5 separate regions of the Homo sapiens genome follow, and all the other regions are linked to region 1. The links are chromatin contacts, found by Hi-C or POLR2A ChIA-PET in ENCODE. All regions are on one chromosome and are shown on one strand. The core of a region is the stretch at or near the end of the contact, and the rest is flanking DNA. Distances in the headings are between cores, read along the strand shown.

What was found. A loop is a pair of places that touch in the nucleus more often than their neighbours do. ChIA-PET counts read pairs that join two places held with the same protein, here RNA polymerase II (POLR2A). Pooled maps may share reads with other maps.
Region 2: a loop to region 1 is called in a pooled map, with 10 times the contacts of the local background. The contact joins the enhancer-like site here to the promoter of MROH8 in region 1. A Hi-C loop is called at or near these places in 3 of 168 maps with a recorded cell type or tissue (B cell, CD8-positive, alpha-beta T cell and naive thymus-derived CD4-positive, alpha-beta T cell), 2 of 37 single-sample maps with no recorded cell type and 13 of 50 pooled maps.
Region 3: a map of B cell shows a loop between it and region 1 (5-fold over the local background). The contact joins the promoter of RAB5IF here to the promoter of MROH8 in region 1. A Hi-C loop is called at or near these places in 2 of 168 maps with a recorded cell type or tissue (B cell and naive thymus-derived CD4-positive, alpha-beta T cell), 2 of 37 single-sample maps with no recorded cell type and 10 of 50 pooled maps. POLR2A ChIA-PET finds 5 or more read pairs at or near these places in 3 of 52 experiments (CD4-positive, alpha-beta memory T cell, GM12878 and PC-9).
Region 4: a pooled map shows a loop between it and region 1 (8-fold over the local background). The contact joins the promoter of SLA2 here to the promoter of MROH8 in region 1. A Hi-C loop is called at or near these places in 3 of 50 pooled maps. POLR2A ChIA-PET finds 5 or more read pairs at or near these places in 2 of 52 experiments (activated CD4-positive, alpha-beta memory T cell and activated CD8-positive, alpha-beta T cell).
Region 5: a loop to region 1 is called in a map of B cell, with 8 times the contacts of the local background. The contact joins the promoter of CTNNBL1 here to the promoter of MROH8 in region 1. A Hi-C loop is called at or near these places in 5 of 168 maps with a recorded cell type or tissue (B cell, CD4-positive, alpha-beta T cell, naive thymus-derived CD4-positive, alpha-beta T cell and 1 more), 4 of 37 single-sample maps with no recorded cell type and 15 of 50 pooled maps. POLR2A ChIA-PET finds 5 or more read pairs at or near these places in 2 of 52 experiments (MCF 10A and PC-3).

What each region holds. Positions count from the first base shown.
Region 1 is chr20:37,178,298-37,180,971 of GRCh38, reverse strand. MROH8 (maestro heat like repeat family member 8) reads left to right here and starts at 1,424. Exons shown (of 25, transcript NM_152503.8): 1 at 1,424-1,583; 2 at 1,585-1,749. The coding sequence starts at 1,492. RPN2 (ribophorin II) reads right to left here and starts at 1,642. Exons shown (of 17, transcript NM_002951.5): 1 at 1,603-1,642. The coding sequence starts at 1,615. RefSeq lists a silencer at 1,367-1,416 and enhancers at 967-1,524, 1,537-1,586, 1,937-2,016, 1,525-2,084.
Region 2 is chr20:36,463,831-36,466,504 of GRCh38, reverse strand. The region is part of intron 7 of DLGAP4 (DLG associated protein 4); the gene reads right to left. Among named protein-coding and RNA genes, the nearest start is that of MYL9, 76 kb to the left of the region's middle. RefSeq lists a silencer at 705-999 and enhancers at 890-1,069, 645-1,570, 1,571-2,497. Within about 2 kb of position 1,349, at least 25 of the 41 ENCODE cell types and tissues checked have a DNase peak (open chromatin) inside an H3K27ac peak, as active enhancers do; they include CD8-positive, alpha-beta T cell, where a contact is called at or near this core.
Region 3 is chr20:36,604,478-36,607,151 of GRCh38, reverse strand. It overlaps RAB5IF (RAB5 interacting factor), which reads right to left and starts at 1,373. Exons shown (of 4, transcript NM_018840.5): 1 at 1,087-1,373. The coding sequence starts at 1,200. The region is part of intron 2 of TGIF2-RAB5IF (TGIF2-RAB5IF readthrough); the gene reads right to left. RefSeq lists enhancers at 1-228, 1,580-1,719, 2,450-2,499 and silencers at 1,070-1,379, 2,059-2,458.
Region 4 is chr20:36,644,872-36,647,545 of GRCh38, reverse strand. SLA2 (Src like adaptor 2) reads left to right here and starts at 1,350. Exons shown (of 8, transcript NM_032214.4): 1 at 1,350-1,709.
Region 5 is chr20:37,692,729-37,695,402 of GRCh38, reverse strand. CTNNBL1 (catenin beta like 1) reads right to left here and starts at 1,373. Exons shown (of 16, transcript NM_030877.5): 1 at 1,251-1,373. The coding sequence starts at 1,280. RefSeq lists an enhancer at 1,036-1,095.

The sequences.
Region 1 (2,674 bases), core at 175-2,674:
GGCGTGAGCTACCGCACCCGGCTGGAGACCACTGGAAAGTTCTAAGCAGAGGAGTGATTTGACTTACACTCTAATGGTATTACTGTGTTGAGAATAAACAATACTGTGTGGAGAACAGACCATGCAGGTGCAAGGACAGAGCAGGGGACACCAGTTGGGAGACTACCGCCATAATCCAAGCCAGAAGATGATGGTGGCCCAAACCAGGGCAACAGCAGTGAACATGATGAGAAGTGATGAGAGTTAGTCTGGCTAGAATTCAAAGTCAAAGCCTATCAGAAACTGCTAATGGACAGAAAGACCTAAGAGAGAGCGGAGTCAAGATACTAATGCTGAATCCCCAATGCCTTGTGCACAGGCGGGTACCCAATATATGAAGATCTAGTGAATGGCTGCGACTAGCATTTTCCCACCTAGACCGTAAATTCCCCTAAAACAGCACCTGTGTCAGAATCCTAATCTTCTCACTCCATGTTAACGAGAGCAGTAACTTTTCTGACTAAAAGTTGAGCACTTAATATGTTAGGTATGCCCACGCTATGCTGTGCTTTGCACACACCAAATCATTAAATCCTCACAACATCTAAGCAAGGTGGCTATTTTCTGCATTTCACAGACCAGGAAAGTAAGGCTCAGAAGTAGTTACCTGCCCTAGGACACATCACTGAAAATCAAACTTCAGGCAATTTGAATCCAAAGTCTGCTTTTAACCACTTTACTATCCTGAACTTCTCAAATAATGAAACGGTGAGCCACTGACTCATTCATGTGTCACCCTGGGCAAGTAAGTTCCCTTCCGTGGGATTCCAACTTCTCATCTGTCAAATGGTAGTAACAAGAGTACATGCTTCCAAAGTTACGATGAGGCTACATGAAATTCCACCCTGCACAGCGTCTACTCAGTAACTTCCAATGCAGTTAACTTAGTTCTTACCTAGGGCCATGCACTGTTCTAAACTAAGCACGAAGATTATTTCACTTAATAAAGCAACTCAACGAGGCAGATAACGTGACTAATTTGACTAACTTATTTTACAGATGAGAAACTGAGGTGTAGAGGGGTTAAGTAACCTGCTTTGGGTTACACAATGAATACGTGGCCGACTGCAAGTTTGCACCTAGAGTGTCACTTGAGAACTTATGCTCCAGGCTCCCAGAGAGAAGTGAGGGTTTTCTTTGCCCCTTTCACTGAATGGGAAACTACAGCACAAAGAAGGACAATCTGCCCAAAACCTCACACGGAGTAAGGGGCAGCGCCGGGACCAGAACCTTAGGCCGCCTGGCCCAGAAGCCCGCGCGAGTGAAATGAATGAGGCCAGACCTAGGCTAAGCGCGTCCGCGGTCCCCACGGCTGAGCCTCGGGGCGACCCGTAGCTCCGCGCTGCACCCCTCCCCCAGGCACCAACCCCGCCAGGTCGCGGGCACTCCCACCAGCTCGCAGCCCTCCTTCGGACCCTCGATCCGAGAGCGCCCCAGCCAGAGCTTGTGCCCATGCCCCTGTCCCGCAGGGGAAGGGGATCCCGCCTGGCCGGCTCTCGAGCGGCGACTAGTAACCTCCCGCGGGCGACAGCCCTCTCCCCAAAGCCACGCGCAACTCCTCACCCGGCGGCGCCATTCCTCCGAGCAGGTCCCGCCGGAGTCCGAGCCGCGGGCTGACTTCCGCTCGGGAAAGTGGCTCCAAGAGCCCGCCACAGGGGACGCCAGGGACTCGCGGCAGGCTCTGCGGGCCAGGATGAGTTCTAAGCACAGGTCAGTGTCCGCGGCCCCGCTGAGCTTCGACGCTTCCAGCAGCCGCGGCCGGGATCCCAGTCCTCCCGCTCACAGGGCCTTGCAGTTCCCGAGGACAGACCCGCCTCTCCCCCGCGCCCAGGCCCACTTGGAACCGACCGTCTCGCAACGCTCCTATTCCGGGAGCTACCGGGACGCGGTTGGGCCAGGCCTCGGGGTGGGCCCGAGACGGGGCCGCTTCTGATTGGCCTGTCTGCTGTCACTCACTCGTCTTTCTGCTGCCCGGCCCATTTTAAAGGAACAGGAAGGGTCTCGTCGGGAGGGGATAGCTTAGAAGGGATTTTTTTTTCCTCTTTAGAAAATTGTGGCAGTTTCTGGCCGGGCGCAGTGGCTCACGCCTGTAATCCCAGAACTTTGGGAGGCCGAGGCGGGCGGATTACCTGAGGTGAGGAGTTCGAGATCAGCCTGGGCAACACGGTGAAACCCCGTCTCTACTAAAAATACAAAATTAGCCGGGCGTGGTCACACATGCCTGTAATCCCAGCTACTCGGGAGCCTGAGGCAGGAGAATCGCTTGGACCTGGGAGGCGGAGGATGCGGTGAGCCAAGATCGCGCCATTGCACTCCAGCCTGGGCAACGAGTAAATCTCCGTCTCACCAAAAAAAAAAGAAAAAGAAAATTATGTCAGTTTTTTCCAAAGATTATCAGTGGGGTTGTTAATAACTGACCTACGAGTGACGTTTTATCTGATTTGCAGAGCAATGCAGTGACTCATAGAGAACATATTAGGCCAGTTTTACAGGCTCAACATGGAGGTGGCTCATCCAGGAACACCGCTCTAATAACTAGCGCCAACTACTGAATGTTTACAGTATAACCCGACACTGTGCCGAACGCTCTACAAGCATTATTTCTTTTCTTTCCTTTTTTATTGATACGGGATCT
Region 2 (2,674 bases), core at 100-2,599, 710 kb after region 1:
GGACTAGACTTCATTCCTGCTCAGGTGTTCAATTCCACAGCCTGCACCCTGGCCCAGTCTGACTTGACAGTGCCTGCTGCCAGGACCAAGTAGGGGAAAGGTGACTTGCTTCTGAAAACCACCAATCCCCACACAAAACAAAGCTGATGATGGTGATGACTGCCATTTATTGAGGGGCTGTTACTACACGAGTTCTCATTTCCATCCCAATCTGATAGGGAGGAAAACGGAGGTACAGAAAGCTGACTAATCCAAGGTCACACAGCAACAAGCTAGGCTGTCATGCAAACCAGGGTCCTCTCAGTTCAGCTTTTCCCAGGTTGCAGCCGACAGGCTCTCAGCACCAGCATCCTCTAGAGAGCTGGTTTAAAAACCTAGGGGCATGTGATTCCTGCCCCAAGACCTGCCAAATGAGAGTGTCTAGGGATGGAGCTTTATAAAGACAAGAAACCCAAATTTTATATATGAGAAAACTGAGGCACAGAAAGGTGGCGTGACCTGCCAAGGTCATGCCGTAAGCATCCTCAGGAGTCCTGCTGGGACTCCAGAGCCAGCAAGGACAAACTTCCTGGGGGAGGTGGCATTTGACAGTGTGGGCCTCTAGGGGAAGAGAGGGCACTATAGGGGAAGAGGACAGCATTAATAAAGGCTGAAGCGGGAAAGGACAGGCAACAACTTCTCAAAGTGGCTAGGGGAAGGAAGAAATACATACAGAACCACGATGACAGCCTTCCCGCAAGAGCCCATCTGAGCTTCTGGGAAGAAAGCCTGTGTGGCATTTACAATCTGCAGGTCTCCAGCAGTGGCCCTCTGGGTGTGTCTGGTTGCTGCTCAGGATGAGAAAGCCACGGGAGGTGGTGACTCAGTCCCCACCCAGCCTCCAGATAGCCTCCTTTTAAATTCAAGATGAGCTCAGAGACTGGGGAAATGTCAAGAAAACCCTCCTCCCAGAACAGATGGGAACAGACCCAGGGAAGGCGGCCTGAGGGGTAGGCTATCAGGCAGAAGCCATAAACCTGGAGAAACGCTGCGGGCTGTGGAGAAGAGGCCTGGGCTACAAGTTTGCCTGTCACTGCTGTGGCTGTGGGCCCCTGAGCAGGTCCTTGTCTCTCTCTGGGCCCCCTATTTTTCATTCACCTGTGAAACAGGGAGAACTCCACTGGCTTCCGACTTCCAGGCCTGTTGGTGGAGAACAATGGTCGGGAAAGAGCCTGGCTGATTACACAATGCCTCACACAGCCTGGGAGAGATGAGAAGATCACTCCTATTACTATTAGAATAGCCACAGGTGCTTTCCTAGTTATCTAAACCCCAACCACAGGGCATGCGGGGGTGGGGGGGATGGGGGGGGAACTGGGCTGTCTAGTTCCTACAAAGAGAAAAGTCACCCAGATGTTTTTGGGAAGGGAAAGTTCACATTTATTAAGTGCCTACTGTGCACCAGATTTAAAAAAAAATACATAATCTCATTTAATCCTCATCATAATCCTGTAGTACAGATCTTGAGTCCAGATAAGAAAACTGAAGCTCAAAGAAATAATTTGCCCAAGATTACAAACGCAGTGAATGATGGAGACTGATTAAAACCAGGCGTTTGTGGTTCTGAAACCCAGAGTTTCTACTCTCTGGAACAGTTTCTTCTTTTTTTTTTTTTGAGACAGAGTTTTGCTTTTGTCACCCATGCTGGAGTGCAATGGTGCAATCTCAGCTCACTGCAACCTCCGCTTCCCAGGTTCAAATGATTCTCCTGCGTCAGCCTCCCAAGTAGCTGGGATTACAGGCGTGTGCCACCACACCCAGCTAATTTTTGTATTTTCAGTAGAGACGGGGTTTCACCATGTTGGCCAGGCTGATGTCGAACCCCTGACCTCCAGTGATCTGCCCGCCTCGGCCTCCCAAAGTGTTGGGATTACAGGCGTGAGCCAGCGCGCCCGGTCGACAGGGTCTCATTTTGTTACCCAGGCTGGAGTGCAGTGGCATGATCTCAGCTCACTGCAGTCTCGACCTCCTGACCTTCTGGATTCAAGCTGTCCTCCTGCCTCAGCCTCCTCCAAGTAGCTGGGAATACAAGCGCATGCCACCACACCCAGCTAATTTTTGTATTTTTTGGAGCAACAGGGTTTTGTCTTGTTGCCCAAGCTGGTCTTGAACTCCTGAGCTCAAGCGACCTGCCTGCCTTGGCCTCCCAAAGTGCTAGGATTACAGGAGTGAGCCGCTGCTCACACAATTCTTGAGGGATTCCATGATTTCAGAATCAGTCTTAGGATAAGGAATGTTATTCCCATTTTATGGATTAGGAAGCTGAAGCCCAAAGGAAAGTGACATCCCTAAAAGTGGGTGAGATGTGGGAACTGGGATCCTGCACCCCTCACTTCCAGGCCAGGCACCAAGCCCTTCTTCTTTTCCACTGCAAGTAGCTGAAGTAAAGCACCAAGCACAGCGTACACAGTAAAAAGGTCAAAGGATGTTAGAGATTGTCATTATACACCAGGGGCAGGTGATAACAGCATGACAGTGACTTCTTCAAAGGCAGTGCCATGGAACAGGACCCAGAAGTCCTGGCTCAAACCTCTGTGGGTCCCTGGCCCTTCTGGGCCTCATCTCTTCATCTGTAAGACAAGGCGCTTGAACAGCTGATCTCATTCCCTGCACCAAAGTTCTAGGACATCCTAAG
Region 3 (2,674 bases), core at 124-2,623, 570 kb after region 1:
TTGTGCTACTGGCCGCACATACGGATTAGAACCATAAATGCTGGAGGCAGGTGCCACTATATTTAAGTTTAATGGAAGAACACAGACGACTCAGGTTTCTGATCTGCCCTAGATTCCAGAAACCAGTCCTTATACAAGAAAAGAAAGAAATGACACAGCAGATTAGAGACTGCAGGTTTTGCAAGAGCTGGGCAGGGCTGGGGGCAGAACAAGGGCACCTTCAGGAAGTGCCTCCCATCCCCCTTTACAGGAACTTCAGGAAGGAAAATCCACTTCGGCAGCCCAGAAAACCAAGAAATGACTGCAAATATAATACGCTTTTCAAGCTACCTGGAATCAAGCTGTTTGTGATGGCCCCTTCCAGATCATGGAGCAGAGTTACGAAGCATCCTCCGAATGGGACGAGTAAGAACGTTCTGAAGTCCCAACCAATTCTCGCACATATCTGGTGGCGTTTCTCCACCCCCACACCTCACACTCACCCAGCGGGTGGTCTCAGTCTCCCCTCTTGACTCATGCTTATCAAAGTATTCGGTCCTTTACATTCAACAAGCAACAGCAGCTCAAGATTAGCGAGCCTCACTATGTGCAAAAGGCTTTAATGTACCACAGTACCCCACTTCAGAGTTATTCTGAGTTAAACGAGATTCCGCTTGCAGAGCACCTGGCACGTAGAAAGCATTCTCAGCAGAAGTCTGTTACTGTTAATGTTTGTGCTACTTAATTCGAAAGAAACAAGTAACCTACTCAAAACCCTACTGCACATAAAAGGCGGAGGCCGAATCGAATTCAGCTCCCTTTCCCAGTTCAGGCACAAACCCTGCCCGCGAATGACAACGCCTCTCCCCGCTCCTCGCCAATTCCGCATAACTAGGGGGCTTCATCCTTAGGCCACCCTTCGGGGAGCTCCAAGCCCAGCTGTCCGCCCAGTGCCCGCCAAGTTTGCTCTGACACCCTTGGGCCACCCGCCCCACTGCCCTACTCGATTGTGCCGGAACGAGGACGAGGGCAGGCCCGCGCCAGTCTTCCGTTCCCCGAGTCCCAGCCGACTCCTCGCACCCGCGCCCTGTTCAGACTCCACCGTACCTTATCCTCCCAGGCCGCGTCGCTCCGCAGCACCTTACTCCAGACGGAGACTTTGAGGGCCCCGTTGGCCAGCTGCGGCTGAGGCGGCTCCTCCTTCCGCCGCCCGCCGCTCATCCTCCCGTCGCGCCGCCCGGGCCGGGCCTGGGGCGCGCGGGCTGAGCCAAAGGGAGTCGGGGTCTAGGGTCGCAGGTCACGGCGCGGGGCGGCTGCAGGCTCAGCGGCCCGGTCCTGCGGCGCGCTGCGGTTCCTCACAACCTGGCCAAGCTACCCGGTTCCGCCGGCTCTACAGAGCAGGCGCCGCGAAGGGAGGGGCGGTGCAGTGTCGCGCGCCCTCCCGCCGACGTGCTCACGCAGCCAATCGGCGACCGCGAAGCCATCCGAGTGAAACAGCGACCGGCGCCTTGGCGCAAGCGCGCTACTCGTGGCGGAAATGACGTCAGCATCCGCCGGGCTCGCGGTAAGGTGTGAGGGGAGGGACAATCTTGGTAGAACGGTGACATGGGCGCCAGGAGGCGCTGTGGAGACCGAGGAGGTAGGGGAAAACCGAGGCTGGACGTCAGCGTCGCCCAGTCGGCCACAGCTGCCCCTCGAGCAGCGAGTGGGGCAGGAGCGGCTCTACCTTTCCTTGCGACCTACTCGCCTGCTGAGCCCAGACCTTGCTCCAGGGTAGCTCCAAGCTGCCCCACAGGATTTAGCCCGCTTATTTTCTCCCCTAACCCTGCAAGTTCTGTAGGGCCTTGTTGAAGATGTTAACTCTTCTGTAATAACTAACCATTTCATCTTGCCCAGCACCCTCTTTTGGCACACGAGAGCCCTGAGACCCCAAAAGAGGAAATGAGATTCTGAGGCCGTATAGCAAGGTGGACCCAACCGGGGACTCCTGGGCGGCAAATACAAGGATTGGGTTAGGTATCAGGATATCTGAGTGTTCACATACAGCGTCCTCACCATGTGCTGCGTCAGTGGTTCACAAAGTGAGCTTCCGGATCAGCAGCGGCCGTATCGCCTGGGAACTGGGTAGAGGCGCAGGTTCTCGGCCCCCATTCCACGCCTACTGACTCAGAACCCCTGGGGATGGGGCTCCTTCCGGTGGCCCTCCAGGTGGTGCCAGGCTCACTGTGCTGGTAAGTCCAGAGACCAAGGCACATCCCTTCTGGACAGTGGATTTTTTTTTTTTTTTTTTTTTGAGACGGCACGGTCTCTGCTCACTGCAACCTCCACCTCCCGGGTTCAAGCGATTCTCGTGCCTCAGCCTCCCACGTAGCTGGGATCACAGGCGCCCACTACCACGCTCCACTAGTTTTTTTTGTATTTTAGTAGAGACGGGGGTTTCACTATGTTGCCCAGGCTGGTCTCGAACTCCTGAGCTCAGGCAATCCGCCCATCTTGGCCTCCCAAAGTGCTAGGATTACAGGCGTGAGCCACCTCACCCGGCCTCTGGACAGTGGATTTATAAAGACAAGTAATGTATCTGGTACCTGGGTGTGTCTGACTCCAGAATCTGTGCTCTTAACCGTTAAACTTTAAAGCTGAGAGTATCTTTTTTTTTTTTAAACAGGTCAGAGTATCTTTTGCATACCTATCAACA
Region 4 (2,674 bases), core at 101-2,600, 530 kb after region 1:
TAGAACTCTCTTGCAGAAGTGTGCCTCCACTCTGGCTCCTTCAGCTCTGTGTGCCAAGTGCCTACAAGGATAAAAATCAAACCAGCCTTCCCTAGGATCAAAGGAGAACCTGAGCAGGAGTGCTGTAGCTGGCAAGGCCCCAGAAAGGGCTGCATGGGCTGAGCTGGAGTCAGGAATCATTTCAGTGCAGTGGGCCCTTTGTCTCCAAGAGTACTAATCCCCCTAATGGGGAAGCAGCGAGAGGGTGTGGTTAAATCTTAATGAAGAGTGGGACTGAAGGTAACACACTGATCAAAGACAATTCAGCCAGAGTCAGATTCTTTATCCTAGACCAGTGATTCTCAAGCTTGGGCATGGACTGTGGCTCATGCTTGTAATCCCAACACTTAGGGAGGTGGAAGTGGGAGGAACAATTGAGGCCAGGAGTTTGAGATTAGATGGAGCAGCACAGTGAAACCTCATCTGTACAAAAAAAATTTAAAATTAGCCAGGAGTGCTGGTGCACACCTGTAGTCCTAGCTACTCAAGGCTGAGAAGGGAGGATTACTTGAGCCTGGGTCAAGGCTGCACTAAGCTATGATTGTGCCACTGCACTCTATCCTGGGTGACAAAGCAAGACCCTGTAAAAAAAAAAAAAAAAAAAAAAAAAAAAAAATCAAGCCTGGGCATGCATCGGAATCACCTGGAGGCATGAAAACAGATTGCTGGGCCTACCTCCAGAGTATGATTCCATAGATCTGGGATGCGGCCTGAGAATTTGCATGTCTAACAAATTCCCGCTGAGGCTGCTGGTCTAGGGACCATACTTGGAGACCACTGTCCAGATACTGCTGCTATTCAAAGTGTGGTCCCCAGACTGGCAACATGGGGGTCACCTGGGAGCGTATTAGAAATGCAAAATACTGAACTCTGCCCCAGACCTTCTGAATCAGAGCCTGCAGTGCAACAAGATCCCCAGGTGATTCCTATACACATTAAAGGCTGAGAAGGCAGTGCTTCCCACACTCGTCAGTCAAGGGAATCTCCTGCAGGGTTTAAAATTTAGATTCCTGGGCTCCCTATCTGGAGACTTGGATTTAGAAAGTTTGGGAGATCCCAGAAATTGCTACAATTAAGTCCCGCTGAGTGATTATTATGGTCAGGCCAGCATGGGAACTCCGGCTCATTTTCCTCAGTCCTGTGTTCCTTGGACAAGACTAAGCCACAAAGCCAGAGAAAAACCTTTTGCTCCACGATCATGACAAGGCAGCAGCTGCTCCCCTAGAAACAGGAACTTGGGGAAGGTGGCTCCTCGACGGTCTGTGATGCCGTCAGAGGAAACGGGTGGTTGTGAGAACCACAGAGTCTGCAGTCGGAGCTAGAGCTCCAAGGACCCCACGCCTGTGTCTCTGTGACAGAGCTCAAAGGGCCCTGGGCCTTCCCTCCCTGGCTCGGCTGTGCTTGGGAGGGTTCCCCAGTCCAGAATCCCTAAGGAGCATGGGGCAGCTGATCCATCCCTGGTGTACAAACTGCTGACTGCAGACAGATGCTGAGCTACCCAAACCAACACCTAGCCTCTCCCTGAAGATCCTCCCAGGCTGAGAGAGTTCTGGGTGTCCTAGGACCAAGGACACTGGCAGACTTCCAGAAGGGCCCCCAAAGCCCTAACCTGTCCAGCCAGAGCATGCGTCTCAGCAGAGCTGTCTTCCCAAGCCTTTGATGACAAACCAGTAAGTATGCTTGCTTTTGTTCTTGGATGGCCTGGAGACAGGTGAGGAAGAATGGTCTCCCCTGCCCCGACTGGGACTGGGCTTTATTTGCTGTTGGGAAAAAAACAAGCTCAAGGAGAAGGGGGAGTGGTTCTACTGAGGCTGTAAAGAGGGGTGGTTTCTGGGGGTCCCAGAAGAACCAAGACTCACCTGCTCCACCTTTGACCTCCTCTTGGAGCTTACGCTCTTCCGTGCAGCTTGTCTTCACGCCCGTCCTAGTCCCATCTCAGGTGCGCACTTGCTGTGTGACTTTGGGCCCCTCTCTGCGCTGCAGTCAGACTCCAAAGTCAGGAACGTGAGGGCTACCATCTCTCAAGACATTTCAGCTGTAGAGCCTACAGTGCACTCTCACTCTCAAAGGGGTGATATTTCTCAATTGGAAGAGAGGGAGAGGTCTCCCTTTAACTCAATCCAAATTCATTTTTTTTTTTGAGTTGGGGTCTCATTCTGTTACCCAGGCTGGAGTGCAGCGGCGTAATTATGACTAACTATAGACTTGAACCACTGGGCTCAAGTGATCCTCCTGCCTTAGCCTCCCAAGTAGCTGAGACTACAGGCATGTACCACCATGCCCAGCTAATTCGTTATATTTTTGTAGAGATGGCAGGCGGTGGTGGGGGTGGGGGTGGGGGTTCTCACTATGTTGCCCAGGCTGGTCTCGAACTCCTGGCCTCAAGCAATCCTCCTGTCTCAGCCTCCTAAATTGCTGGGATTACAGGCATGAGCCACTGTGCCTGGCCAAATTCATCACTCTTACCCCCACTGCTGAAAAATGATCTTCAGAAGCACAAAATACACATGATGGCAGGCCCAGTCCTGCACGAATGGGCTACATGAACAGAATCACATGGTTGTCCTCTCAGGGACTTGGTCACTGTATCTGAAATGGGACCCAAGTGAGATACTGAAAAAAAAAAAAAAAAAAA
Region 5 (2,674 bases), core at 124-2,623, 510 kb before region 1:
GGCAACATAGCAAGACCCTGTCTCTACAAAAAATTTAAAAATCAGCCAAGCATAGTGATGCCTGCCTGCAGTCCTAGCTACTTGGGAGGATACCTTAGACCTAGGAGTTTAAGGCTACTGTGAGCAATGATTGTGCCACTGCACTCCAGCATGGGCGACAGAGCAAGATCCTGTCTCTAAATAACAATAAAATAAAATTTTAAAAATTAATTAAGTATATTTTATTTCACCCATTATCCAAAATATGATCATTTAATCAATATGACCAATAACCAATGTAATTGATATAATCAGTACGATCATGTAATCAATATAAAAATTTCACTTTTTCCATACTAGTCTCCAACCCAAATGTGTCTTTATACTTACAGTATTTCTCAATTCAGACTAGTCACATTTCAAGCAATCAACAGCCTATGTGGCTAGTGGCTACGACATTCGGCAGTGCAGCTCTACTGCTCCTCGCAATGACCCTCCTATGGAATCAAAGTGGGGGAAAAACTTTGGGGTGGAAGTCAGTACGCCTGAGCTCAAATTCCAGCTCCTTGTTTCTGAGTGACTTTGGACAAGCCCTTTCTGCTCTCTAGGTCCCATACAGTTTCCCCACAAGTTTCCTAGGCAAGGGGGACCCTGAGCAAGATTCCTAGAAACTCATTCCATGCTAGAATTCCCAACATCTCCTGCAAATCGCAGTAAACACAAGCACAGCTTTCCACACTTTAAAACCAGCTTTCATACATATCAGTTGGTACAGTCCTCAAACAACCCTACTAAGGCAGTTATTAGTGTCTCCACTATATAGATACAAAAACTTGGTTCAAAGAGGGGGGGAATGACTTGTCCAAAAGCCACATAGCCAGTCAGTGGAGAAGCTGGAGATCAAATCCAAGTGAGACCAGTGCACTCCCACCGCCGCCACCACCATCACCTCAATGACTGGGGGGACATGAGAGCTGAGAGGACATGGTTGTGAAAAAAAGGATAGTCTGGGGTTTCAGAGGAGTTTCAGGGAACCAGGCCCCAGGGTGAGGAAGAGGAGGTGAAGGGCTCAGGTCTTGAGAAGGGATGAATCGAAAGGGCCCAGGAGGGCTTCGGAGAGCAAAGTAAAACGAGGGGCTGAGACCCCGGGTGGCATGAGAAGTTAGAGGGCCCGGGAGTGAGGCGAGAGGAGGTGAGATGAAAGGGCTCTGGCTCCTGCGACCCCTGCCCAGGTGAGAACGCGGTCGCTCGGCCCTCCCTGCCCCTCATACCTGGTAGCTCAGAAGTTCGCCCACGTCCATGGTACCCGGCCCAGCAAATACTCCACTTCCCTGCACTCACGCCCAGACCGCGGGCCCGTCAGCCGCGGCTCCAGCCACACTGCCGTAAAGTGCGGCGAGCGGAGCCGCAGAGCCAATAGGGCAAAAGTGCGAGCGACAAGCGAGCCGGCCACACCGCGGTAAAAGGACGCGCCGCCGTAAAGCGCGCTGCATTTGGAACAGGGTTGCTTCCGCCTGGAGCCTGAGGGGGCGGGGAAAGGGGGCGGAGACTTAGAGGAGGGGCGGGAGGGGAGAGCAGGGACCAGAAGAAACCAAACTTGATTGCGCGTCCCTAGTGTCCAGGGCGGAGTGCCGGGTGTTTCGTGTGCGCTCTCACGAGCTTCCAGTGATTTATCCTCATTTCACAGAAAAGGAAACTGACGCTCCCAACTGCACCATCCAATACTTTACTCACTAGCCACATATGGCTACCGAGCGCTTGAGATATGGCTACTCCGAAGTGAGATGTGCCATAAGTGTAAATAAAATACACACCAGATTTCTAAGACTTACATTGATTACAGGTTGAAATGATATTTTGGATATACTGGGTCAAATTCATATATTATAAAATGAATTTTACCTGTTTCTCTTTACTTCTTAAATGTGGTTAGTAGAAAGTTTTAAATTACACATGTGGCTCTCATTTGTGGTTCCCATTAATTTCTATCAGATAGTGCTGGCTCAAAAAGTGACTTGTTCCAAGGCTGTACAACTATTACTGGCTGAGAAACTATTGGTGATCACATGTCCCTCTCTAGGCTTGTGTCTGCTCATCTATGCGAAGTCTAACGGTCACTAGATGATCCCCTTGCTACCCAGGTGATATAAAAAGGTTTCTGGAGGAGAAAGTTGCCCATAATTGGAAGAGAATCATTCAGAGTGCATCTGATCTTAAACAAGATCAGAATGCACCTGGGACTTAAGGCTCCATCTTCAAAGGAAATTAAACCTCCTTCCATAAGCCCCTGTCCTTTATATTTATAATTATATTTATGTATTATATTATATTTATATGCCCTTCATATTTATAATTTTGGTCCCCATCCCATCTGCACTGGCTCCAATTATACAGAAATTATTCTTATTCCTCAGAATGACAAATCCTCTCCCCTTCTGCCTGGCCATCAGCACCATACCTCATCCAATTCTCTCATCTTTCGGGTCTCAAATGTCACTTTCTTACAAGGGCTTCTTCAACTCACCCTGGTCCAGGTAATCAACCTCTCTCCTCATTATTCTTTTTCCAAGTACCTGCTCCACTACGTATATATCTCATTCTGTAATTTTGTGCTTAATGGTTGACTATTTGTTTCTTGACAGCCTCATTTACTGGATTGCAAGCTCTATGCAAGCAGGACATGTGTGTGTCATGT